Regions from separate parts of the Homo sapiens genome. Here region 1 is linked to region 2. A link is an interaction called in ENCODE POLR2A ChIA-PET data of the cell type or tissue named here. Cell type or tissue: endothelial cell of umbilical vein. All regions are shown on one strand. Each heading gives the region's core, and the rest is flanking DNA. Links, peaks and the distances in the headings are about the cores only. Region 1 overlaps OPRD1 (opioid receptor delta 1). Region 2 overlaps YTHDF2 (YTH N6-methyladenosine RNA binding protein F2).

Region 1 (17,132 bases), core at 7,693-11,692, 86 kb before region 2:
AGTAAGCTCCTGGTAAGAATGTTCTCCCCAGGCAAAGCCAGAGCAGTTGGTCAGAGCGGCCGACGTCTAAATGCCCGGTGCTCAGGCCGGGTGCAGTGGCTCATGCCTGTGGTCTCAGCATTTTGGGTGCCAAGGCAGGTGAATTGCTTGAGCTCAGGCGTTGGAGACCAGCTGGGGCAATATGGCGAACCCCCGTCTCTACTAAAAATACAAAAGTTAGCTGGGCGTGGTGGCGCATGCCTATAGTCCCAGCTACCCCGGAGGCTGAGGTGGGAGGATCGCTTGAGTCTGGGAGGTTGAGGCTGCAGTGAGCCATGATCATGCCACTGCACTCCAGCCTGGGCAACAGAGTGAAACCCTGTCTCAAAATAAAAATAAAAATAAAAATAAGGCCGGCACAATGACTCATGCCTGTAATCCCAGCACTTTGGGAGGCTGAGGTGGGTGAATCACTTGAGGCCAGGAGTTCAAGACCAGCCTGGCCAACATAATGAAAGCCCATCTCCACTAAAAATACAAAAAAAAAAAAAAATTAGCCAGGTGTGGTGGTGCATGCCTGTAGTCCCAGCTACTCAGGAGGATGAGGCAAGAGAATCGCTTGAACCCGGGAGGCGGAGGCTGCAGTGAGCTGAGATCACACCACTGCACTCCAGTCTGGGTGACAGAGCGAGACTCTGTTTCAAAAATAATAATAATAATAAATAAATAAATAAAATAAAAATAAATAAATAAATGCCCAGTGCCCAGAAGATCAATACATTCCTTCCTTTGTGCAAGGTGTCAATGGGACAGGACCAGCAGCTTTGGGTGAGTTGTTTCCTTTAAACAATATTCTCTTATGCGCCAAGCACTATGCCAAAAGCAGTGAATGCAGGATTTCATCTCAGCCTCATCCTACAAATGAGCTAAGTTAGATGCTCACCCAAAACACACAGCTAAGAAGTGGCGGTGACAGGACACAAGCGCATATCTATCTGGTTTCCAGAGCCTAAGCTCATAACCACTTGGGTCTGTGTCCGCTTTCCCCCAGCCTCCTTGCCACCTGCACCTGTGAAACCTTGGCCATGGCAAGGGGCCGGGCTGGGCTGGGGATGGGCCCACACCGTAGCATTCATCTGCTTCTCACACATTCCCCAACCCGGCTCTGGTTTAAGGATTTGGAGACAATGTGCTCACAGCCCAGGTGGGGTCAGGGAGAGACAGACTTATAAACATCAGAACAACGTCACAGGCACGAATGTGGGGCCCAGTGGAGCAAAGAGGACAGGTCAATTCAGAACAAAATGTACACCTCTGGTCCCAAGGGGGCAGCAGCCAGTATTCATGGATAACTATGTGCTAGGTCTTTCTCAGGTGTGGTTTATGTGCTCCTTAAGCCTGTAATTGGTTTTGTTTTTTAACAGATAATAAACATTTGTTGGACACTTACTATATTCCAGTCACTGGGATAAGCATTTTACTTTATTTATTCATTTTTATTTTTTATTTTTTTGAGACGGAGTCTCATTCTGTCTCCCAGGCTAGAGTGCAGTGGTGTGATCTCAGCTCACTGCAACCTCCGTCTCCCAGTTCAAGCGATTCTCCTGCCTCAGCCTCCCGAGTAGCTGGGATTACCGCTGCCCACCACTATGCCCGGCTAATTTTCATATTTTTAGTGGAGCCGGGATTTCACCATGTTGGCCAGGCTGGTCTTGAACTCCTGACCTCAAGTGATCCACCCACTTTGGCCTCCTAAAGTGCTGGGATTACAAGCATGAGCCACCACGCCTGGCCCCGTATTTTACATTATTTAATCCTCACTATGGGGCAGACAGTGTTTATTATTCCCAATTTACAGACAGTGGGACTTGCCCCAGGCTGCAGAGTGGCAAATAGGCTGAGCAGAGAGTCAAACCCAGTGCTTTTCCCCGAAATCCCAGTGCCTTCTTCTTGGCTTCAGTTTTAGCTTCTCTCCTGTGGACCCAAAGTACTCTATGTGTCCTTCACATACTCTTTTTGCCAGGTAGTGGCTCATGCCTGTAATCCCAGCTACTCGGGAGGCTGAGGTGGGAGGATCACCTGAGTGCAGGAAGTAGAGGCTGCAGTGAGCTATGATTACGCCACTGCACTCCAGCCTGAGGGACAGAGCGAGACTCTATCTCATATATATATAAGCTCCCAGAGGGCAGGGATCACGTCTGTCTTGGCTATCACGAAGAGCCTAGAACCTACAGCAGCACCCAGCACAAAGCAGGTACTCAAAACACATTTGTGAAATGAATAAATGTTCATGTGTCTGTCTTCCACACTAGACTGAGACATCCCTCAGGCAGGAACTGTGTCCCCTTCATGCTGTCTCCCAGGACCTAGCACCCAGCACAGGGCCAGGCTCAGAGGAGACACAGCGCTTACTGGAGGAACCCTGAGTGCAGGTGCCAGGGTGCCCTGATCCTCAGTAATGAGCAACAGACCAAAGAGATCGAATCAGAGCATCTCTCTTCCTCATCCTCCCTTCCCCTTGCACTGTCTCCTTTCGTCCTTCTTCCCTCCCTCCCTTCCTACCTTCTCCCATGCTCACCCTGGGCCAGCCCAGGTGCCCTGAAGGATGCCTGGGCCTGACCCGGTTTGCCCTGAAGTCTGAAGTGACTCAGCTCTGCTGGTCGTGGGGGAAATGTTTACTCTGATCATTTATCCAAGGTAGCTAATTTGTCGTTAACTAAACTGAGGGTTTTTTTTTCCCACTGATGCACAACAGCCCATGAGTTCAAGGTGGGGGCAAGAGACCTAAAATCAAAAACAGTAACAACAACAGCAACAAGGTGAGAACGTCTACACCCAGTCGCACTGACCCTGTGGTACCTCAGGAACCAAACTGAACAAACGGCTCCAGCCTAGACCAAAGCTCATTTGGTCTCCAACCAAATCCAGTGTGGATTGCTGGAGTATTTAGAATTAATTTTATTCCCAAATGCTGTTCGAGCTCTCAGAAATAACAGCTGCTCACTATAAATGCAAAATCATTTGCAGTCATAATTAAGTTAAGGATCTCAAGCCCATCTTGGATCATTGAGGGGGACTCTAACTCCAGCAACAAGTGTCCTTGTAAGAGACACACAGGGAGGAGAGGAGAGGGCCGTGTGAAGAGGGAAGCAGAAATTAGACGATGCAGCTGCAAACTAAGAAGAGCCTGGAGCCACCAGAAACGGGAAGAAGCAAGGAAAGATTCTCCCCAAGAGGCTTCAGAGAAAGCACAGCCCTGCTGTCACCTTGATTTTGGATTTCTGGCCTCCAGAACTGTGAGAGAATACATTTCTGTTTTAAGCCATCAAGTCTGCAGTAATTTATTTTGGCAGCCCCAGGGAACTAATCTGAAAAAGTATGCATAGTCTCAGCTCCTGGGAGGCTGAGGCAGGAGGATCACTTGAGCCCGGAAGTTCAAGGCAGTAGTGTGCCACGATGGTGCCTGTGAATAGCCATTGCACTTCAGCCTGGGCGACACAGCTTTAGATCCCATCTCTTACAACAACCAAAAAAAAGGGCAGCCCAAGGAGAAGCATGGACTTTGACACTGGACACACCTACTGAAGCCCCAGCTCTGTCCCTAACTAATTGCATTGATCTTGGGTGAGCTCTAACTTCTCTGAGCCTCGGTTTACTCCTCTGTGAACTGGTTATCATGATCTTTCCTGCCTCGTGATGGTGTGGGGAATATCAAATGAGGTAATGCCTGCCATGTTCCTAGCACTCTGCCTGGTGCACCCATATCATAGTGGCTTCTCTTCTTGCTCAAGTGAACAAGATGGATCCAAAATGTACCTTTGAGGCTGCCCCTGGAGTCCCAGGGCCCCTGACTTCTCTGCTGGCTCTTGGTAACCTGCCACCATGGGGGTGAGACACAGAGCCCTGTGTTGGAACTTCAGTGCTGGAAGAGGCTCTGATGGGTAACAATGGGTTCAAACCTCCTCTCTCACTTTACAGATGGGGAAACTGAGGCCTGGAAAGGGGAAAACAGTTGTGCAAGGTCACACAGAAAATCTGTTCTGCTGACTTCTGGGAAACCAAGTTCCTTCTGCTTCTTCAAGCTGACCTAGGAACTAAGTCTCAGGTGAGGTTCAAGGTGGCTGAGGCTAAAGGGGAAGGAGAATCCTGTCCAAGACTTCAGAATTTCTGACAAGGTCCCGGCTCTTGGCAGATGTCTACATTCTAGGTCCCTGTGTCTAGTGATTAACCAGCATAGGGTAGGTCCATGAATGGAACCATCTCAATCACTATCATCATTTCACCACCATCTCCATCTCAGCAGCTATGTGGACTCAGTGCTTACACAACTGACACATTCTATCGAATGCTACTATGACATTTACAGAGATCACCTCATTTAATCACTCCAAAAACCCTATGAAATTGCTGCCATCCTCAGTGTACAGAGGAGGAAAGTAAGCCTTGGGAGGGTATACTGAATTCAATAGTGTGCCCCAAAATCCATGTCCACCAGGAACATCGGAATGTGACACTATTTGGAAATAGGGACTTTGCAGATGTAATTAGTTAAGATGAGGTCATACTAGATTAGGGTGGGTCCTTATATGACTGGTGTCCTTACATGAAGAGAGAGTTGGGTGTCATGGCTCACACCTGTAATCCCACTTTGGAAGGCTGAGGTAGGAGGATCACTTGAGTCCAGGAGTTCAAGACCAGCCTGGGCAATACGGTGAGACTCTCCATAAAAGAGGGGTCCCGAACCATTTTTTGGGTTTTTTTTTGTTTTTTTTGTTTTTTGTTTTTTTGAGACGGAATCTCACTCTGTCACCAGGCTGGAGTGCAGTGGCACGATCTTGGCTCACTGCAAGCTCCGCCTCCTGGGTTCAAGTGATTCTCTTGCTTCAGCCTCCCGAGTAGCTAGGACTACAGGTGCACGCCACCATGCCCAGCTAATTTTTGTATTTTTAGTAGAGACAGGGTTTCATGATGTTAACCAGGCTGGTCTCGATCTCCTGACCTCGTGATCTGCCTGCCTTGGCCTCCCAAAGTGCTGGGATTCCTGGTGTGAGCCACTGCACCTGGTCCCCAACCCTGTTTTACAGGAACCAGCCCACAGAGCAGGAGGTGAGCAGTGGGCGAGTGAAGCTTCATCTGTATGTATAGCCACTCCCCATTGCTCGCATTACCACCTGAGCTCCGCCTCCTGTCAGATCAGTCAGATCAGCAATGGCATTAGATTCTCATAGGAGCGTGAACCCTACTGTGAACTACATATGCAAGGGATCTAGGTTGCAAGCTCCTTATGAGAATCTAGTGCCTGATGATCTGTCACTGTCTCTCATCACCCCTAGATGGGACCACCTAGTTGCAGGAAAACAAGCTCAGGAGCCCCACTGATTCTACCTTACGGTGAGTTGTATAATTATTTCATTATATATTATGATGTAATAATAATAGAAATAAAGTGCACAATAAATGTAATGAGCTTGAATCATCCTGAAACTATCCCCGTTCCCCCACCCTGCCCCCATCGATGGAAAACTTGTCTTCCACGAAATTGGTCCCTGATGCCAAAAAGGTTCGGGACCGCTGCTATAAAAAATAGCTGGGCATGGTGGCACACACTGGTCCCAGCTACTTGGGATTGCTTGAGCCCAGGAAGTCATGAGCTGTGTTCATGCCACTGCATTCCAGCCTGGACAACAGAGAGAGGCCCTGTATCAAACAAAGGACACAAGACACAGAGACATACATGGCCATGTGAAAACAGGAAAAAATTAAAGTGAGGTAGCTGGAATGCCAAGGATTGCCAGCAACCACCGAAGCCGGGCCAGCAGGCGTTCTTCCACGGAGCCTTCGGAGGGAGCACAGCCCAGCCAACACCTTGATTTCAGACTTCTAGCCTCCTGAACTGTGAAATGTCTAATTTTTTTTTTTTTTTTGAGATGGAATCTCGCTCTGTCGCCCAGGCTGGAGTGTAGTGGCGCGATCTCGGCTCACTGCAACCTCTCCCAGGTTCAAGCTACTCTTCTGCCTCAGCCTCCTGAGTAGCTGGGACTACAGGCGCACATCACCAAGCCCGGCTAATTTTTGTATTTTTAGTGGAGACGGGGTATCACCATATTGGCCAGGTTGGTCTTGAACTCCTGACCTTGTGATCCACCCGCCTTGGCCTCCCAAAGTGCTGGGATTACAGACGTGAGCCACCGCGCCTGGCTGAAATGTCTTATGTTTTAAGTCACCCAGTTTATGGCAATTTGCTATGGCAGCCCTAGGGAACTATACGAAGGGGCTAACCATCTCACCAGGCATGGCCTAAACACAGAAGCAATGTCTGTTAAAATTGCTCCACACCCCAGCTCTCACAACAGAAGGCCTTTTTTCCATCAAGAATATAGAATGTTAGCCTAGAAGGAGAGATGTCTGGGTAGAGCGTTTACGAGCGCTCACTATGTGCCAGTCTCCCTCCTAAGTGGCAGCCATGTGCTCCATAACCCACTGAATCCGCACAACCGCCACAGGAGGTGAGCACTGCTCTCCCCATCTTACAGGTGGGGAATGTTGAGGCTCAGAGGGATGAAGTAACTCACCCAGAGGCCCACAGCTAGGGATGGCAGGGCCTAGCTTGGGTCTCAGGTTCCTTGGACTCCAGAACCCACACTCCTAACCACCACCCAATCTTCTCCCTGCTGCAGGTCAAGTTCATTCCCTTGATTTTACAAATGAGGAAACCAAGGCACATCTACCACAGTGATCACAAAGGCTCTGCCCACTGTGGGGGAACAAATAGCTTCAATGAAGCTACTGCCAGTCAGCCGGGGTCCAGCTGGGGCTCCCTCTATTTGCAGACAAAGGGTGGTTGCCCTCCACGACTGGCAAAACAAGCCCAGCTGGGCAGCAAGAGCTGCAGGCTGCATCCCTGCCCACCACTTAACGAGAGTGGCAAGTGGCCAGAAATTAATTAGCTGTCTCAGTTTTGGCACAGCCTGAGGAAGGAAAGTGGTTAATTATAATGAAGCCCAGAGAGCATGTCATAGGAGAAGATTAAAGGCTGGAACAGAGAAATCCAGGCCCCAGAGTTGAACATGAGCAGGGAGGCCAGCCAGGTCACACTCAACAAGAAGCAGGACAGATGCCTCGTTCACCTCAGTTCAAGAACAACACACTCATGGCAGCCAGGGAAGAGCAGCTCCTCCCCACCACCCTGGCTCTGCTTCTGGCTTAGGGGTGGCTGGACCAGGGATGGGGCAGCAGGCACAATGGGGGCCCAAGAACGCAGACTCCCACAAGGATGTGGCATATCAGACCCTGGACCTCTGGAAATAGGACAGGTCCTTTGTACAAACACCTAGTGACATGCTGTCTGAGTGTTGGACCCTCTGCTGGGGCTCCAGCTATGAACAAAGGATATACTCCCTCTACCCCACACCCACTCATGGTGGGGAGAGCAGAACAGGGGAGCAAACAGGTGTCTGAAATAGTGCATAGACCCTATTCCAATGGCGGGGGACACACAGGACACTGTGGGAACATAGAGGAGGGTTACCTGTTGGCTGGAAGGGCGGTGAGGAGCAATCAGAGAAGGCTCCCTGGAGGAAAGACTTTCTAAGCTGAAAAGTCAGGGGTTTCTCTGAAGGAGACAGCAGCCTGAGGTTCCTGCACATCTTACTGCCCTCTTGTCTCGTAGTTGGGTGATTTTTATTATAGATCCCAACAACTCTACAGACCAAATCTCGTTAACAAAGTGCCATCTGGATATTTAAGAAGTACCTGAATGGGCACAGTGGCTCACACCTGTAATCCCAGCACCTTGGGAGTCCGAGGTGGGAGGATCACTTGAGCTCAAGAGTTCGAGACCAGCCTGGGCAACATAGGGAGACCTTATCTTTATCAAAAATTTAAAAATTACCCAGCATGGTGGCACACACCTGTAGTCCCAGCTACTCAGGAGGCTGAGGTGGAAGGATCATTTGAGCCCAGGAGGTGGAGGTTGCAGTGAACCGAGATCGAGTTACTACATTCCAGCCTGGATGACAGAGCAAGACTCTATCTCAAAAAAAAAAAAAAAAAGAAAAAAAGAAAGAAATACTTAGTGATGCCTCCTTAGGGTGAGGGACTAAGCTACGAAACAGGATTGAGGATGAATGTGACACAGTTCCTGCCCTCCAGGAGGAACTGGTAAAAGGGAATGCAAGCACAGAAACAAGCAGCAGCACTGTCATGGGGACACACTGGTTCAAGGCTGGGCGCGGTGGCTCACGCCTGTAATCCCAGCACTTTGGGAGGCCGAGGTGGGCGGATCACCTGAGGTCAGGAGTTCGATACCAAACTGGCCAACATGGTGAAACCCTGTCTCTACTAAAAATACAAAAATTAGTCAGGCATGGTGGAGTGCACCTGTAATCCCAGCTACTCTGGAGGCTGAGGCAGAAGAATCACTTGAACCCAGGAGGCAGAGGTTGCAGTGAGCCGAGATCACACCACTGCGCTCCAGCCTGGGCAACAAAAAAACAGAACACTGGTTTGTGACCACCTACTTTTGTGTGTGTCTTCCCTCTCTCTAGGTGACAGGCACTGGATGAAGGCACTGTGATTTATATCATTGCATTTAATCCTGATAGCCAAATGTAGTAAGCACTACCACGGCATTTGGTAGATGAGGGGACTGTGGATCAGAGAGTCAGGGAAACTTGCCCAACGAAACACAGCTGACAGGTTGTAGTACCAGGACTCAAGCCCAGGTCTGTCTGGCCCCGTGATGGTTAGTCTGATGTGTCGACTTGGCTAGACTATAGTACCCGGCTATTTTATCAGACACTAATCGAGGCGTTGCTGTGAAAGGATTTTGTAGCTGTGGTTAGTATCTGCCATCAGCTGACTTTAAGGAGATTATCCTTGATCATCTGGGTTGGCCTTTTCCAATCAGTTCAAAGGCCTTATGAACAAAACAGATTTCTCAGAAGAAACTCCACCTCTAGCATCAGCTCCTGCCTGAGTTTTCCACCTACCACTTTCAGACTTGCCCAGCCAGACCCCACAACGGTATAAGCCAACTCCCTGAAATATATCCTACTGGTGCTTTTTCTCTGATAGGATCATGCCTGATACAGACCCAAAGCCCACGCTCTAGGCCAAGGCTGGTGCCACAGAGCCACGCAGTCTCCTGAGCTGGAAAAGGGCAGTGACACCCACCATCACATGGGGGGCTTTGCTGTCAGACACTTACTAACCAGGTGCCCTTAGGCAAAAGTCTTTCATCTCTGAGTCTCAGCTTCTTCACCTGTAAAATGGGCACATTACATTGTTCCTACCTCATAGAAGTGTTGTGAAGACTCAGTGAGATTTTGCATGCAAGGTCTCCTGTAGAGAGCCTTCTAATCTTGTCAAACACAGGCTCATTTTTTCCACAGTTGTAATTTCTCGGTTCTTCATGATTTTGAGTCCTCACCATCTGCCAGCTTAATGTTTCAGTCCCACAATTCCACGTAAATAATGTCCACAAGTTTATTATTCTTAGTGACAGTGATGTAGATGTTACAGTTTCCCTAACCTGTACCCACCCAGCTCCCCAGCAAAGAAATACCCTTTGAAGACAATGGGCTAGGGAGCCCCTGTTCAGAGCATCACACATGTTCTCTCATTTGAATCACACACACCCCAGGAAGTGGGTCTCAGTATATTCCCATTTTGTTTATAGAAGAAACTGACCCAAAGATGAAAGGCGCTCATCCAGGAGTGTAGAATGAACAGAACTGAGATGCAAAGCCAGGCATTCCAAAAAGCCCAGGCAGACTCCAGGCCTTTGGCCATGCTGTATGTTACTTTTTTTTTTTTTGAGACAGAGTCTCACTCTACCACCCAGGCTAGAGTGCAGTGGCGCAATCACAGCTCACTGCAGCCGCCAGCTCCCGGGCTCAAACAATTCTCCCACCTCAGCCTCCCAAGAAGTTGGGACTACAGGTGTGTGCCACCATTCCTGGCTAATTTTGTATTTCTTGTAGAAATGGGGTCTCCCTGTGCTGCCCAGGTTGGTCTTGAACTCCTGGGCTCGAGCGATTCTCCCACCTCGGCCTCCCAAAGCAGGCCTCCTACCGACTTGATTACAGGCAGGAGCCACTGAGCTTGGCCTTTACTTCTTATGCCATCTCTCTGCCTGGGACCCAAAAGAGCTTCTCTTTCCTTTTGTTTATTAACAATGGATTATTTTTTAAATTATTTTAATGACATTACAAATAAGTCTGCTCTGTTCCACAGCCTCTCCCAATCCCTGGCTGTATCAAAAAGTCATTTTTCCACAGTGGAAATCAGAGGGTATCATAGGTTCAGCCTTCTTCATGGACATTGCTTCATGGACACTGCTTCATGGACACTTTGTACATCTGAGCTCTGAGAGTCAAGGGGCCTCAGTTCAAAGGCTGGCTCTGCCACTTCCTAACTGTGGCCCTGGGCAAGTGAATTATCATCTCTGAGCCCCAGTTTTCTCATCTGTCAAATGGAGAGAAACATGGTACTAAACTCATAGAGCTGGCTGAATTAAATGAAATAACCTATGTGCAATGCTTCACATAGAGCTTGGCACAAAGCTGGCCACCTTGTCAGCATCCAAAAAAGGTCAGCCAGGCATGGTGGCTCATGCCTGTAATCCCAGTACTTTGGGAGGCCAAGGCAGGAGGATCACTGGAGCCCAGGAGTTCAAGACCAGCCTGGGCAACATAGTGAGACCTCATCTCTACAAATAAAAAAATTAGCCAGGCATGGTGGTGCCTGTGGTCCCAGCTACTCAGGAGGCTAAGGTGGGAGGATCACTTGAGCCTGGGCAGTTGAGCCTGCAGTGAGCCATGATCACTGAAAGAAAGAAAAAAGTCAGCAGTTCTATTTTTGGTGTTAACTCCGACCGAGTCAGTATGCTATGCTTTGCTGTTGAGCTCTTTTTTTTTTTTTTTGAGACGGAGTCTCACTCTGTCGCCCAGGCTGGAGTGCAGTGGCACGATCTCAGCTCACTGCAACCTCCACCTCCCAAGTTCAAGCGATTCTCCTGCCTCAGCCTTCTGAGTAGCTGAAACTACAGGCGCACGCCACCACGCCCGGCTAATTTTTGTATTTTAATAGAGACAGTGTTTCACCATGTTGGCCAGGATGGTCTCCATCTCCTGACCTCGTGATCCACCCACCTCGGCCTACCAAATTGCTGGGCTTACAGGTGTGAGCCACCACACCAGGCCGAGCCCTCTCTTATATGGGACAACAAGGCCTAGGCAGGTGGAAGGAGTGTCTTGTGGCTAACCTGCCCCTCCCAGCAGGACAGCTCCATTCGCTCCCCTCAGGGAGGAATGGAAAATCACTAGATGTGGGGTATTTCCCAGCACTGTGGGAGGATGAGTTTTTGTAACCAAGGGAAACAGATTATCTCCATCTGTCCTGCAGGGGCATCTGGTGGGGACAGCATCTGGTGGGGCCAGGAGAAGCAGCATCTCCGCTCTGGCTTAATTCCTGCCCTGGTTCCCAGGTGCTGGGCAATGATCCAAAAGGCCTCATTATCACCAATGGCTTCTTGCTGTGGGCCAGGCCCTGTGCTAAAGCCATACAGCATCATCCCCCTTAACCTTTGCCCTTGCTGTTCCCTCTGCCTAAAACACTCTTCCTCCAAGCAACAGTCCTCTGCTCATTTGTCTCCTCTTCTTTGACCTCTCCATATACAGGTATGCCTCGTTTAAAGCACTTTGTAGATATTGTGTTTTTTACAAATTGAAGGTTTGTGGCAACCCTGCTATGAGCAAGTTATCAGCACCATTATTCCAACAGCAAGTGCTCACTTTGTATCTATGTCATATTTTGGTAATTCTTGCAATATTTCAAATTTTTCATAATTATATCTCTTATGGTTATCTGTGATTAGTGTTTTTGTTGTTGTTGTTGTTGTTTTATTTTTGACTGGGTCCTCACTCTGTTGCCCAGGCTGGAGTACAGTGGCACTATCACAGCCCACTGCAGCCTCGACCTCCCAGGCTCAAGCAATCCTTCCACCTCAGCCTCCCAAGTAGCTAGGACTACAGGCATGTCCCACCACACCTTGCTATTGTTTTTTTCATTTTGTAGAGATGGAGTCTCATTATGTTGCCAGGGCTGGTCTCGAACTCCTGGGCTCAAGCGATTCTCTCACCTCAGCCTCCCAAAGTGCTGGGATTACAGGCATGACCACCGTGCCTGGCCATCAGTGATCTTGGATGCTACCACTGTAATTGTTTTGGAGTGCCACAAACCACACGCCTGTAAGAGGATGAACTTAATTGATAAATGTGTATGTTCTGACCGCTCCACTGACTGGCCATTGCCCCATCTCTCTCCCTCTCCTCAGGCCTCTCTATTCCCTGAGACACAACAATATTGAAATTAGGCCAATTAATAACTCTACAATGGCCTCTAAGTGTTCAAGTGAAAGAAAGGGCCAGGTGCAGTGGCTCACACCTATAATCACAGCACTTTGGGAGGCTGAGCTGGAAGGATTGCTTGAGCTCAGGAGTTCAAGACCAGCCTGGGAAAAAAGTGAGTCCCCATCTCTACAAAAAATTAAAAAATTAGCTGAGTATGGTGGTGCGCACCTGTAGTTCCAGCTACTTCGGAGGCTGAGGAAAGAGGATCACTTGAACCCAGCCAGTTGAAGCTGCAGTGAGGCATGATTGCATCACTGCACTCCAGCCTGGGCGACAGAGCAAGACCCTGTCTCAGAAGATAAAAAGAAAATGAAAGGGTCGCATGTCTTGCACTGTAGATCAAAATCTAGAAGGCCAGGCACGGTGGCTCACGCCTGTAATCCCAGCACTTTGGGAGGCCGAGGTGGGTGGATCACCTGAGGTCAGGAGTTCGAGACCAGCCTGGCCAACCTGGTGAAACCCCATCTCTACTAAAAATACAAAAAATTAGCTGGTGTGGTGGCGGGCACCTGTAATCCCAGCTACTCAGGAGGCTGAGGCAGGAGAATCACTTGAATCTGGGAGGAGGAGGTTGTAGTGAGCCGAGATCGCGCCATTGCACTCCAGCCTGGGCAACAGAGCAAGACTCTGTCTTAAAAGAAGGAAAGAAAGAAAGGAAACAAAATACACTTAACTGCTGATATGGAGAAGGTTTGAGTGGTCTGGATAGAAGATCAAGCCAGCCACAACATTCCCTTAAGCCAAAGCCTAATCCAGGGTAAGGACCTAATTCTCTTTAATTCTAAGAAGGCTGAAAGAGGTGAGGAAACTGTAGAAGACAAGTTTGAAGGTGGCAGAGGCTGGTCCATGGGGCTTTAAAGATCACTGATGAAGGCAGCTACACTAAACAACAGATTCTCAAGGGGACAAAACAGCCTTCTATTGGAGTAAGATATCATCTAGGACTCTCATTCCTAGAGAGAAGTCAGTGCCTGGTTACAAAGCTTCAAGGAGAGACTGATGCTCCCTCTCTCTCCTTTTTTTTTTTTTTTGAGACAGAGTCTCACTCTGTTACCCAGGGTGGAGTGCAGTGGCGCAATCTCGGCTCACTGCAACCTCCACCTCCTGGGTTCAAGCGATTCTCCTGCCTCAGCCTCCCGAGGAGCTGGGATTACAGGTGCACATCATCACACCCGGCTAATTTTTGTATTTTTAGTAGAGACAGTGTTTCACTATGTTGGTCAGGCTGGTCTCAAACTCCTGACCTCAGGTGATCCACCTGCCTTGGCCTCCCAAAGTGCTGGGATTACAGGCGTGAACCACTGCGCCTGGCTTTTTTTTTTTTTTTTTTTTTAAGAGATCGAGTTTCACTCTGTCACTCAGGCTGGAATGCAGTGGCACGATCATAGCTCAGTGCAGCTTCGAACTTCTGAGCTCAAGCGACTCTCCCTCTTCGGCTTCCAAAGTGCTGGGATTACAGGTATGAGCCACCGCACCCAGCCAGGCTGACTCATTAGGGGCTAATGCAGCTGGTGACTTTAAATTGAAGCCGATGCTCATTTACCATTCCAAAAATCCTAGGGCCCTTAAGAATTATGCTAAATCTACTCTGCCTGTGCTCTATAAATGGTACAACAAAGCCTGGATGACAGCACATCTGTTTACAGCATGGTTGATGGAGTATTTTAAGCCCACTGTTGAGACAAACTGCTCAGAAAAAAAGATTCCTTTCAAAATATTATCGCTTATTGACAATGCACCTAGTCACCCAAGAGCTCTGATGGAGATGTACAAGGAGATTAAGTTGTTTTCATGCTTACTAACACAACATCCATTCTGTAGCCCACGGATCAAGGAATAATTTTAACCTTTAAGTTTTATTATTTAAGAAATACATTTTGTAAGGTTACAGCTGTCATAGATAGTGGTTCCTCTCATGGATCTGGGCAGAGGAAACTGAAAGCTGGAAAAAATTCACCATTCTAGTTGCCATTAGGTACATTTGTGGCCAGGTGTGGTGGCTCACACCTGTAATCCCAGTACTTTGGGAGGCTGAGGTGAGAGGATCCCTTCAGGCCAGGAGCTCGAGACCAGCCTGGGCAACACAGAAACTCCGGCTCTACAAAAAATAAAAATAAAAAATAAATAAATTAGCCAGACATGGTGGCACACACATGTAGTCCCAGCAACTTGGTAGACTGAGGCAAGAGGATAGTTTGAGCCCAGGAGTTTGAGGCTGCAGTGAGCTATGATCACTGCACTCAGCCTGGGCAACAGACTAAGACTGTGTCTCTGAGCAGGGGGAAAAGAAAAAAACAATATTGACAGGAGTTTTAAAGAAGTTGATTCCAGCCCTCATGGATGACTTTGAGGGGTTCGAGGCTTCAGTGGAGGAAGTAACTGCAGATGTAGTAGAAATAGCAAGAGAACTAGAATTAGAAGTGGGGCCTGAAGATGTGACTGAATTGCTGCTGCTGCAATCTCATGAAAAAACTTTAATGGATGAGAAGTTGCTTCTTATAGATGAGCAAGAAAGTGGTTTCTTGAAGCTAGGCGCAATGGCATGCGCCTGTACTACCAGCTACTCAGGAGACTGAGGCAAGAGGATCACTTGGGCCCAGGAGTTTGGGGCTGTAGTGAGCTATGATCGTGCCTGTGAGTAGCCACTGCACTCCAGCCTGGGCAACACAGTGAGACAAAAATCAAAAAGAAAGAAAGTGGTTTCTTTTGGTTTTGTTTTGTTTTTGAGACAGGGTCTTGCTCTGTCACCCAGGCTGGAGTGCAGTGGTGCAATCTCAGCTCACCACAACCTCTGCCTCCCGGACTTCAGCAATCCCCCCACCTCAGCCTCCCTAGTAGCTGGGACTACAGGCGCACACCACCACGCCCAGCTAATTTTTGTATTTTTTTGTAGACACAAGGTTTTGCCATGTTGCCCAGGTTGGTCTTGAACTCCTGACCTCAAGGGATCTGCCCACCTTGGCCTCCCAAAGTGCTGGAATTACAGGCGTAAGCCACCGCTTCTGGCCGAAAGTGGTTTCTTGAGATGGAATTTACTCCTGGTGAAGAAGATCTGTGAACTTTGTTGAAATGACAACAAAGGATTTAGAATATAACATTAATTTAGTTGATAAAGCAGCAATAGGATTTGAGAGGACTGACTCCAATTTTGAAAGTTCTACTGTTGGTAAGATGCTATCAAACAGCATCGCATGCTACAGAGAAATCTTTCATGAAAGAAAGACTCAATTGATGCAGCAAACTTCACTGTTGCCTTGTTTTAAGAAATTGCCACAGCCACCCCAACCTTCGGCAACCACTACCCCCAACCAGCAGCCATCAATATTGAGGTAAGACCTTTCACCAGCAAAAAGATTATGATTTGCTGAAGGCTCAGATGATCATTAGTATTTTGTTAGCAATAAAAGTATTTTAAAATTGAAGTATGTATATTTTTCTTTAGACATAATACTATGACACACTTAATAGACTACAGTATAAACAACTTTTTTTTTTATTTTTTTTTGAGACAGGGTCTGGCTCTCTCACCCAGGCTGCACTGCAGTGGCGTGATCTCGGTTCACTGCAGGCTTGACCTCCTGGGCTCCACCCATCTCAACCTCCCGAGTAGCTGGGACTACAGGTGCATGTCACCACACCCGGCTAATTTTTGTATTTTTTTGTAGAGACAGGGTTCTGCCATGTTGCCCAGGCTGGGCTCTAACTCCTGAGCTCAAGCAATCTGCCCACCTCAGCCTCCCAAAGTGCTGGGATTACAAGCATGAGTCAGCACACCCAGCTGTAAACAACTTTTATATGCACTGGGAAACCAAAAAATGTGTGTGACTTGCTTTGAGATATTTGCTTTATTGCAGTGGTCTGGAACCCAAACCACAGTATCTCTGAGGTATGCCTGTACAACTGCAGCCCCGCCACCCTCTCACCCAATGCCTGTTTCGGTTGACTTCACTGCCTATAGCCTTAGCCTTATATCTATTTGTTTACTGTCCATCTTTTCCCCACTAGACTGTCAGCTCCATGAGGGCAAGGACTGTGTCTTCATCACTGTTGCATCCCAAGTACCTAGAACTGTGCCTGGTACTTCAGGGGGGACAACCCAATGATGTAGAGTTTTTCTATCATCCCCATTTCACAGATGAGAAAACAGACAGCACGCTGAGTTCAACAGTGGACAGCCAGCAAGAAGCTGGATTTGAACCCTAGTCCACCTGCTGATGAAGGACAGGGCTGCCTCCCTGCTGTTGGCCTTGTCCCAGGGAACCTGGAGTTCTTTAGGCCTATCATGTGTTATCAGTAGCCCCTAGGCCAGGCTGCCCTGTGTAAGAACCCACTTCTTGGGCTGGGCGCTGTGGCTCACGCCTGTAATCCTGGCACCTTGGGAGGCTGAGGCAGGCGGATCACAAGGTCAGGAGTTCAAGACCAGCCTGACCAACATGATGAAACCCTGTCTCTACTGAAAACACAAAAATTAGCCGGATGTGGTGGCGTGCGCCTGTAATCCAAGCTACTCAGGAGGCTGAGGCAGGAGAATCGCTTGAACCCGGGAGGTGGAGGTTGCAGTGAGCCGAGATCGTGCCACTGTATTCCAGCCTGGGCAACAGAGTGAGACTCTGTCTCAAAAAAAAGAACCTACTTCTTGTGTTCCCAAGTACTGCTATTTCCAGCCACTCCCTGCCTCTCTCTCACTTTGGAAAATCCCAATTGTGCAAAGAGACACAAGGAGAGGGAGCAAGGGGATAG
Region 2 (9,337 bases), core at 1-4,000:
CACATACCCCTTTAGTAAGAATTTCTGAGTTTGTGGTTAAATACTAATTTTAAAAAACCATATACCTTTGACACATTTAACTACTAAAGGACAGATGTAAATATTTATACAAAAGGATGTTCAGTGTAGTGTTATTTTAATTAGAAAAAATAAAATACAAATTGTTGACATATTCAACAATTAGGGATTGGTAAATTATAGTAAGTCTGACAATACTATGAAGCCAACAAAAGTGATGTCATAGGGAATACTTAACTGGGGAAAAGTTCTAAATAAACGCAGAAAGGTCACACAATAGTATCTGCAGTATTCAACAAGGTAAACCACACCTAAAGCACAGTATATTGCTTTTTAAAAAAATAAAAGTAAGTCACATCTATCAAACATGTCACTAAAATTTGCTCTAAGTTTCAAGCCTGACAGATCTAATGCTTGAAGGTTCTATGTTAATTAGATCATGCAGAACAAGTCAGTAATAATGCTAGGCAAAAATGGCTGTGGCTCTGCTTCAGTGTGTTCTGCCAAGATACTGCCCAATCATGGAACTTTAAAACAGCTGTGACACCTTCAGGATGAAGTTTAAGTACTTCCCTACTTCTTTATGGGGTTACCACCCATCTGGCATGAAAGCTTCTGCAATCTCGTAAATACTACAAAGGTACACACACAAACACTTCACCTAAGGGAGTCTACCATCTCAATGAGCTATGAGCCCCATTCTCATAAAACCTGCTTGTTCTTTAAAGCCTAATAAAGATTGTAAGAACAGTTTACAATCAGTTATGTAAAGATGTTAAGGAAAATAGTAACCAACAGGAGAGTAAGGCAGTACTAACTAAAATGGTAACTGGGCTTAGAAGCAATCATAGGCATCTTCCTGAAATCCCAGCAGTTCTTTTTTTTGGTTTTTTTTTTTTGAGATGGAGTCTCGCTCTGTCGCCCAGGCTGGAGTCCAGTGGCGCCATCTTGGCTCACTGCAAGCTCCGCCCCCTGGGTTCACGCCATTCTCCTGCCTCAGCCTCCCGAGTAGCTGGGACTACAGGAGCCCACCATCACACCCAGCTAATTTTTTGTAGTTTATTTAATAGAGACGGGGTTTCACCATGTTAGCCAGGATGGTCTTGATCTCCTGACCTTGTGATCTGCCCGCCTCAGCCTCCCAAAGTGCTGTGCTTACAGGCGTGAGCCACCGCGCCCGGCCAGTGCCAGCAGTTCTTACAAGAGAGTAAACTAAAAAGTAACCTGACAGAAGTATAATTGAAGCCTTTATTTGGTGGTTTGCTCACCGGCTGAGAACTAGGATACTCACTTATCAAGAGTCTTTATGGGCTGGGCGTGGTGGCTCACGCCTGTAATCCCAGCACTTTCGGAGGGAGAGGCGGGAGGATCACAAAGTCAGGAGATCAAGACCATCCTGGCTAACACAGTGAAACCCCTGCACTCCAGCCTGGGCGACAGAGTGAGATTCGTCTCTCAAAAAAAAAAAAAAAAGTCTTTATGGAATGGTTTTTTTTTTTTTTTAGACAAGTTTTGCTCTTTCACCAGGCTGGATTGCAATGGCTCAATCTCAGCCCACTGCAAGTAGTAGCTGGGATTACAGGCACCTGCCACCATGCCCAGCTAATTTTTGTATTTTTAGTAGACACAGGGTTTCACCATGTTGACCAGGCTGGTCTCGAACTCCTGACATCGTGATCTGCTCGCCTCGGCCTCCCAAAGTGCTGGGATTACAGGCATGAGCCACCGCGCTGGGCAATGGTTTTTAAAAAGAGCCATTAGTTAGCTTACCAAAGACGCTAAATTCTGTTTACTATTGCACTCATTCTATGAAAACATTAAAAGGCTGGTCAATTCCAACAAACGAATCTTACACCTACATATCAAGTTCAATTATCATTAACTGAACCACTCTAGCAAACATAATCAAAATACATACTTGATTAAAAGCTGAATTTTTTTTTTGAGACAGAGTTTCACTCTTGTTGCCTAGGCTGGAGTGCAATGGCACCATCTCAGCTCACTGCAACCTCCGCCTCCCAGGTGTAAGCGATTCTCCTGCCTCAGCCTCCCAAGTAGCTGGGATTACAGGCATGCACCATCACGCCCAGCTAATTTTGTATTTTTTAGTAGAGACAGGGTTTCTCCATGTTGATCAGGCTGGTCTCAAACTCCTGACCTCAGGTGATCCGCCCACCTCGGCCTCCCAAAGTGCTGGGATTACAGGCGTGAGCCAGAGCCTGGCCAAAAGCTAAATTAACAAAACCTAAATTTGCTACTTGTTTGTTTAGACAGAGTCTCTCTCTATCGCCCAGGCTGGAGTGCAGTGGCAGGATCTCAGCTCACTGCAACCCCTGCCTCCCGGGTCCAAGAAATTATCCTGCCTCAGCCTCCCAAGTAGTTGGGATCACAGGTACCCACAACCACACCCAGCTAATTTTTTTTTTTTTTTTTGTAGTATTTTTAGTAGAGACGGGATTTCACCATGCTGGCCTCAAACTGCTGGCTTCAAACTGCTGACCTCAAGTGATCGGCCCGCCTCTGCCTACCAATGTGCTGGGATTACAAGCATGAGCCACCTGCGCCCAGCCTGCTACTCCATTTCTAAACCCATATTTCTTCATCTGGCCCCAGCAATGCAAAATTGAAAAGAAAATCACCCTGTATTTCCCCACTGGCCCTAACACATACAAGTCTATCTTAACAACTATGCTGTGCATTAAATTCATCATTTCCTTCCTGCTTTTAATCACAAGATGTAGGACAGAATTTTATTATAAAGATTAATAAGATAGTACACATTTCAAGTGGACAAACCAAGCACCTAGATGCCCCTCAGACGTCTATAAATCTGCTATGCTACTAAAAGATGCCTAAAAGATCATGGCCTCCTTACTTGTCCCTCTAGAAACAGAAGCCTGATGACCATTTAGAGCCCTTCAGATGTCTAGCAAAAAGCACCAATAAACTATCTTTTTCTACAAAATACTGTAAATTTTATTTATTTTTGATACAGAGTCTCACTCTGTTGCCCCTGCTGGAGTGCAGTGATGCAATCATGGCTCACTACAACCTCTAACTCCTGGACTCAAGGGATCCTCCTTCCTCAGCCTCCAAAGTAGCTAGGACAACAGGTGTGTGCCACCATGCCCAGCTAATTTTTTCTTTTTTAGAGAGATGGGGTCTCACTACATTGCCCAGGCTGGTCTTAAACTCCTAGGCCCAGGCAATCCTCCTGCCTCGTCCTCCCAAAGTGTTGGGATTACAGGTGTGAGCCACCACGCCAGGCCAAAATATGTTAGTTTTTTTTTGGGGGGGGGGGGCGGGGGGAGATGGGAGTTTAGCTCTTGTTGCCCAGGCTAGAGCACGATCTCGGCTCACCGCAACCTCTGCCTTCGGGGTTCAAGTGATTCTCCTACCTCAGCCTCCCAAGTAGCTGAGATTACAGGCATGTGCCACCACACCCGGCTAATTTTGTACTTTTAATAGAAACGGGGTTTCTCCATGTTGGTCAAGCTGGTCCTGACCTCAGGTGATCTGCCCACCTCAGCCTCCCAAAGTGCTGGGATTATAGGCGTGAGCCATGACGCCAGGCTTAATATGGAAGACTTTAAGTTAAACTATTAAACTGTGGGGAAGAGAGGAGTTTAAAGGACTATCAAAAAGGAAGTTTATTAGCCAACTTTTCAATAATCTGGTTCTCCATTCCCAATGCTTTTAGTGTCACTGACAAGTGTAACTCCCATTTCTTATTAATCTGTACCCACTGAAAGATAAAATAGCAACCATCCCTACTTTAACAACTATGTACCTCCAAGAAGATTGTACCAACGAGCCCTTCCTCCACTGCTAAAAGGAGTAAATTCTCATAGAGCAGCCTAACAATGCCTCAGATCCTAGATCACGTATAAGATCCCTATGAATTCATAACAAATTTAAGGAAAACATTGCTTGTTAGACTTTATTTTATATTTGAGATTAATCAACTCAGGATTCTCTCAACCACTAATACACAGATCTTCAAAGAAAAATTTCTCCTTGCTCATAAACTTTTCACCTACTTCCTACATTTAACAATGTCTAGGCCAGCTGCAGTGGCTCACACCTGTAATCCCAGCACTTTGGGAGGCAGGGGCAGATCACTTGAGCTCAGGAGTTCAAGACCAGCCTGGGCAACATGGCAAAACCCAGCTCTACAAAAAACATGAAAAACTAGCCGGGCATGGTGGTGCATGACTGTGATCCCAGCTAGTCACGAAGCTGAGATGGGGGGATCACTTGAGCCCAGAAGGTGGAGGCTGGAGTGGGCGGACATCATGCCACTGCACTCCAGCCTGGGCAACAGAGAACCCTGTCCAAAAAAAAGTAAGTATAAATCCCAGATAATATATCATTATCTGCTCCAACCAGTTTTATCATCCTCTTATAATCCTAAAGTTTACATTCACTCAATACTCACAGAGCAAACGCTACCAACTCTTTCAAATTCAACTCTAGTTTGAATCCATTCCTCATCATTCTGCCCAAGATTCCCACTTGTTACAGAGGAAATCAGAAGTGACTCTTTTACACCGCCAATTGTCACAGGGAAGACAGAAGTGATTTCAAGAGTTGGTGATGACATATTGACTCTTGAAAATAACCACAAAACCCCAGCTAGGCCAAGTTAATCCAACAGAGAACATTTCGATTTTTCTCTGCCATATTATAGACTCAATCTTCTGCTTTAATTTCTATGGTTTTATCACTTCCATTACCCCTCTGCATCTCTTTGACTCATTCTTCACCTCTTTCTGCATCATGTACTGTTTCTGTCTGATTTCCTTGTACTGTTTTTGCTTTCCTTTCAAAGTCCGTATTTCTGTCCTCTACTAATGTTCTCACATTCCTTCACATTAGGGTTCAAGTATTAAAACCAATTATACTTCTATAAAGCCTTGAACTGTTAGGTGATACTGTATTCATTTACAGAGTTTTTATTAACGGTTCACTATATAATACCTCTTCTGTTCTCTCTGGTTCCTCCTTCCCTAAAAATCTTAATAAGAAGAAGTGGGTTACCTTTTTAACACTTTCTTCTTCCTCTTGGCGTTTCTCATAGTGTGAGAAGTCATCAAAAATGGAAGTGGTGTGCTTGTAGCTGGCTATAATTTTCAACACCTGCTTAGCCTTTTCCAGAGGCACTTCCTGAGTGTCCCTAGAGTTGGTCACTGGTTTATTCTCGTTGTTCTCTAGGCGAATGTGTCGCAGTTGGCTATTGGGAACGTCCTTCACAAAAATCCACCTGACATCAAAACGACCCTTCCATTTGTCCTGGGACCACACACCTGCACATGTGTTGTAGTCCACAGCAGATTTCATTTCTGCCACGCCACAGAAGTGTCCACTGCCGTTGACACTGAAAAGTAAGTAAACGGGGCCTTTCCCGTTCATGGAACGATAAGCAGCATCCAGTCTCTTGTTACCATGCTCTGTGCTGCACCAAATATTATACTTAATGGAACGGTGAATATCGTCCTCAGAGTAGCTCTTAATGATGAAAACCCGGCCATGTTTCAGATTCCAGTCAAAATCTTTGGGGTTATAGTTATTAATGGACCGAAGCTTCTCCAACACTGGGTGGGGTTCTGAAGGAGTAGATCCAGAACCAGCCTGAGACTGTCCTACTCCATTACCATCCACCCCATTATGACCGAACCCACTGCCACGGTTCCGAGGTGCTACCCAGCGGGTTGGCTGAGCTGCCTGTTGCTGGACTGAAAGCTGGGCAGGCTGTGGTGGAGGTGGAGGCAATGGCTGTGTCTGTTGCCCTACTGATGCCTGAGCCACTGGTGGGCTATTGTTAGCCTGCTGACCTACAGGCTGAGGAGACCCCTGGGTTGGCTGACCTATATTCTGAACCAAAGCCTGTGAGGGGGCTTTTGCAACGGGACCCTTGTTATCCCAAGTTCCAATATCCATGTTATGCTTTATCGGGGGTGGCGGAAGACTTGACCCTGCAATGCCATTCTTGGTCTTCAGTTTAGGTTGCTGTTTTGCAGGCTTGCTAGCAATATCAGCCCAAGATGCTGGTTTTGGAGGAGCAATGGTGGCTGGAGGCAAACTATTGGAAGCCACGATGTTACTAGTAATGGACCCGCTACCAACAGCAGAACCTACAACTTTTGGAACATTGCTTGCAACTTCTGTGCTACCCAACTTCAGTGCTGCCATCCCTTGGTCTATAGTATTCATGCCAGGAGCCTTATTGAGGGTCTCATTGGCAAAAGCTGACTGTCCATCAATCATGGCTCCACCTAAGGAGCTAGGTGCATAAGCATAATTGCTACTATATCCAGAGCTCTGAGTAGACTGTCCCTGAGAACTGTTATTTCCCCATGCTGAGAAGTCAATCCCACTGGGAAAGAAATTAAAACCATGCTGACCAAGAAATGGAGTGCTACCTAGGGCTCCTGGTTGCCCAAACATTGCATCTGGTAGGAAGTGGGGCTCTCCGTTGCTCAGCTGTCCATAAGAAGTTAAGTAGGGCATGGCTGTGTCACCCCCCGTAGACCAAGCAGCTTCACCCAAAGAATAGGAGAAGCCAATGGAGGGACTGTAGTAACTGGGTAAGTAGGAATCTGACATGGCAGTATATGCATTATTCTGTGGAAGAAAAAAAAAGGCAAATCAAAACACAAAAAATTAACATCAGGCTATTTCCTCCCCCCACCTAGTCACGCAATTCAAATATACTATAAAAAGGAGTGTGCAGGCCGGACGCGGTGGCTCACACCTGTAATCCCTACACTTTGGGAGGTGGAGGCGGGTGGATCACCTGAGGTCAGGAGCTCGAGACCAACCTGGCCAACACGATGAAACCCTGTCTACTTGGGAGGCCTGAGGCAGGAGAATCACTTGAACCCAGGAGGCGGAGGTTGCAGTGAGCTTAGATCGCACCACTGCACTCCAGCCTGTGGGCAACAAGAGTGAAACTCCATCTCCAGGAAAAAAAAAAAAAGTGTGCAGCACATCAGATGATTTCCTATAAACACAAGGGCATTTTTTATATCATAAGAAATTTTGGTGTAATAACTGAAATGTTTAAACATTTAAAGTTAAGCTGATACAGTGAATATGGGCCTTAGCTTTAGCACTACAACTAAGTAAAGAGAAAACTTAGCATTTCACAAACTGTTTAAGTCCTGAGTGTTGAGATAATCCTTTTATCAACTTCCTATACAAACCAGGTGATAATAAAACAAGAATAACAAAAAGAAATGGAAATTTCAAGTTCTAGCCCAAATGTCTGTACAGCCGTTCCTCAATCATAAACCAAAAAGCAAGGTTCACTACCAGTTTATAGTGCTAGCCTCTTGGCAAACTATCTGGGAATATCAATAGATCCCACTACTCAGTTATAACCTGAAAAGGAAATGCACAGTGGTTTCTGGAGGATGTAAAATGAGAAATATGGCCAGGCGCAGTGGCTCCCGCCTGTAATCCCAGAACTTTGGGAGACAGAGGGGTGGATGACTTGAGGTCAGTTCGAGACCAGCCTGGCCAACATGATAAAACCCAGTCTCTACTAAAAAGACAAAAAATTAGCTAGGCATGGTGGCACACACTTGTAGGCCCAGCTACTCAGGAGGCTGAGGCGGTAGAATTACTTGAATCCAAGAGGCCGAGGTTGCAGTGAGCCCAGATGGCACCACTGCACTCTAGCCCAGGCAACAGAGCCAGACTGTCTCAAAAAAATAAAATAAAAACAGGCCGGGCACAGTGGCTCACGCCTGTAATTCCAGCATTTTGGGAGGCTGAGGCGGGCAAATCACTTGAGGCCAGGAGTTGGAGACCAGCCCGGCCAACATGGTGAAAGCCCGTCTCTACTAAAAATACAAAAATTAGCCAGGCGTGGTGGCACCTGCCTGTAATCCCAGCTACTCAGGAGGCTAAGGTGGGAGAATTGCTTGAACTCAGGAGACAGAGGTTGCAGTAAGCCGGACTGCACCACTGCACTGCAGCCTGGGCAACAGAGCAAGACTCCGTCTCAAAAAAAATAAATAGCCGGGCGCGGTGGCTCACACCTGTAATCCCAGCAATTTGGGAGGCCAAGGTGGGAGGATCACGAGGTCAGGAGATCGAGACCATCCTGGCTAACACAGTTAAAACCCCGTCTCTAGCAAAAATACAAAAAATTAGCCAGGTATGGTGGCGGGCGCCTGTAGTCCCAGCTACTCGGGAGGCTGAGGCAGGAGAATGGTGTGAACCCAGGAGGTGAAGGTTGCAGTGAGCCGAGATCGCACCACTGCACTACAGCCTGGGTGACAGAGTGAGACTCTATCTCAAAAATAAATAAATAAATAATACATAAAAACAAAAGTGAGGTCTTTTCACACATACCCTTTTCACATTTAAAATTTCTCACAAAGGTAAGGTTAAAAATTTTAGCAGACCCAAATCCACATATATAAGAAATTCAGCCTATAATCAACAGATTAAACTTGAAGTATTATTCCAAAATAGGGTAATGAAAAATTGGCTAAAAAGTAGATGACTTACTCTAGACAATGAACTAGATTCTCAGGTTACCCTTCCTCATCTACTCATCTAAGATTTATATTATTAGCCAAATTTTTTTTAAACAAAGACATTTAAGCTTTGGCTTACCTGAGAAAGAAAAATCAAATGCACTTAATATCACAGGTTATGCCAAGACACAGTTGAATGTCTGTACCTGAACTGGCAGGCTCCCACATGCTCAAGCTAAAAAATTTGAATTACACAATGTTTTACAAGAACTACCTAGAATTATGCTTCTAAATGCTCCAACTCTCCCTGTTATAATGATTATGTAAGCAAACTACTTCAATAGCAGGAACCTATTAATAGTTCATTCCTCTACTTCCTTCCCTACTTTTCCTGATTAACTGGTTGTGTTTTGTGAAAACTTTTTTCCAATCACTTGCTCAAGTGGTTTCTATACTTTCAGTGTTGAAAATTTTACACAGGGATTCTACAAGTTTTATGTGATAATCAGATCCATATATGGGCATGCAGTTATTCAGGACTACCAACTATGTTTCATACAGCATACGTTCAGAACTTATAAATTTCTTGACCTTTCAGGGCATTTTGGAAGATATATTGCCAGTTTTCCTTTTGGCCTATTAATCTGGGGAGTTAAATTAGTTACAACAGTGTAACTGTCTTTGGAATCAGAGATAATAATACAAAAGAACTGCTGAATCAAACAAGTTTCTACATGCACAGGTCATATTAGTATTTGAATCTACATGCAACTTTAAAAGACTATGCCACAAAAACCTCCAACGTTATTGATCTTCATTTGTGCTAAACA

The links. Peaks named below come from ENCODE experiments on the same cell type or tissue, not always from the same donor. Only the 100,000 strongest peaks of a DNase experiment are listed, where the experiment ranks them.
Region 1: POLR2A ChIA-PET joins it to region 2 with 9 read pairs; 8 of 35 experiments call an interaction of 5 or more read pairs at or near these places.

Annotation. Positions count from the first base shown.
Region 1 is chr1:28,825,281-28,842,412 of GRCh38, reverse strand. The region is part of intron 1 of OPRD1 (opioid receptor delta 1); the gene reads right to left. Among named protein-coding and RNA genes, the nearest start is that of OPRD1, 22 kb to the right of the region's middle. RefSeq lists enhancers at 6,254-6,754, 6,755-7,255. In endothelial cell of umbilical vein, for the core only: no CTCF peak of the experiment used is centred there; no DNase peak of the experiment used is centred there.
Region 2 is chr1:28,739,708-28,749,044 of GRCh38, reverse strand. YTHDF2 (YTH N6-methyladenosine RNA binding protein F2) reads right to left here. Exons shown (of 5, transcript NM_016258.3): 4 at 5,059-6,642. Among named protein-coding and RNA genes, the nearest start is that of YTHDF2, 7.4 kb to the right of the region's middle. RefSeq lists enhancers at 1-252, 5,248-5,756 and a silencer at 827-1,050. In endothelial cell of umbilical vein, for the core only: no CTCF peak of the experiment used is centred there; no DNase peak of the experiment used is centred there; H3K27ac peaks cover 861 bases.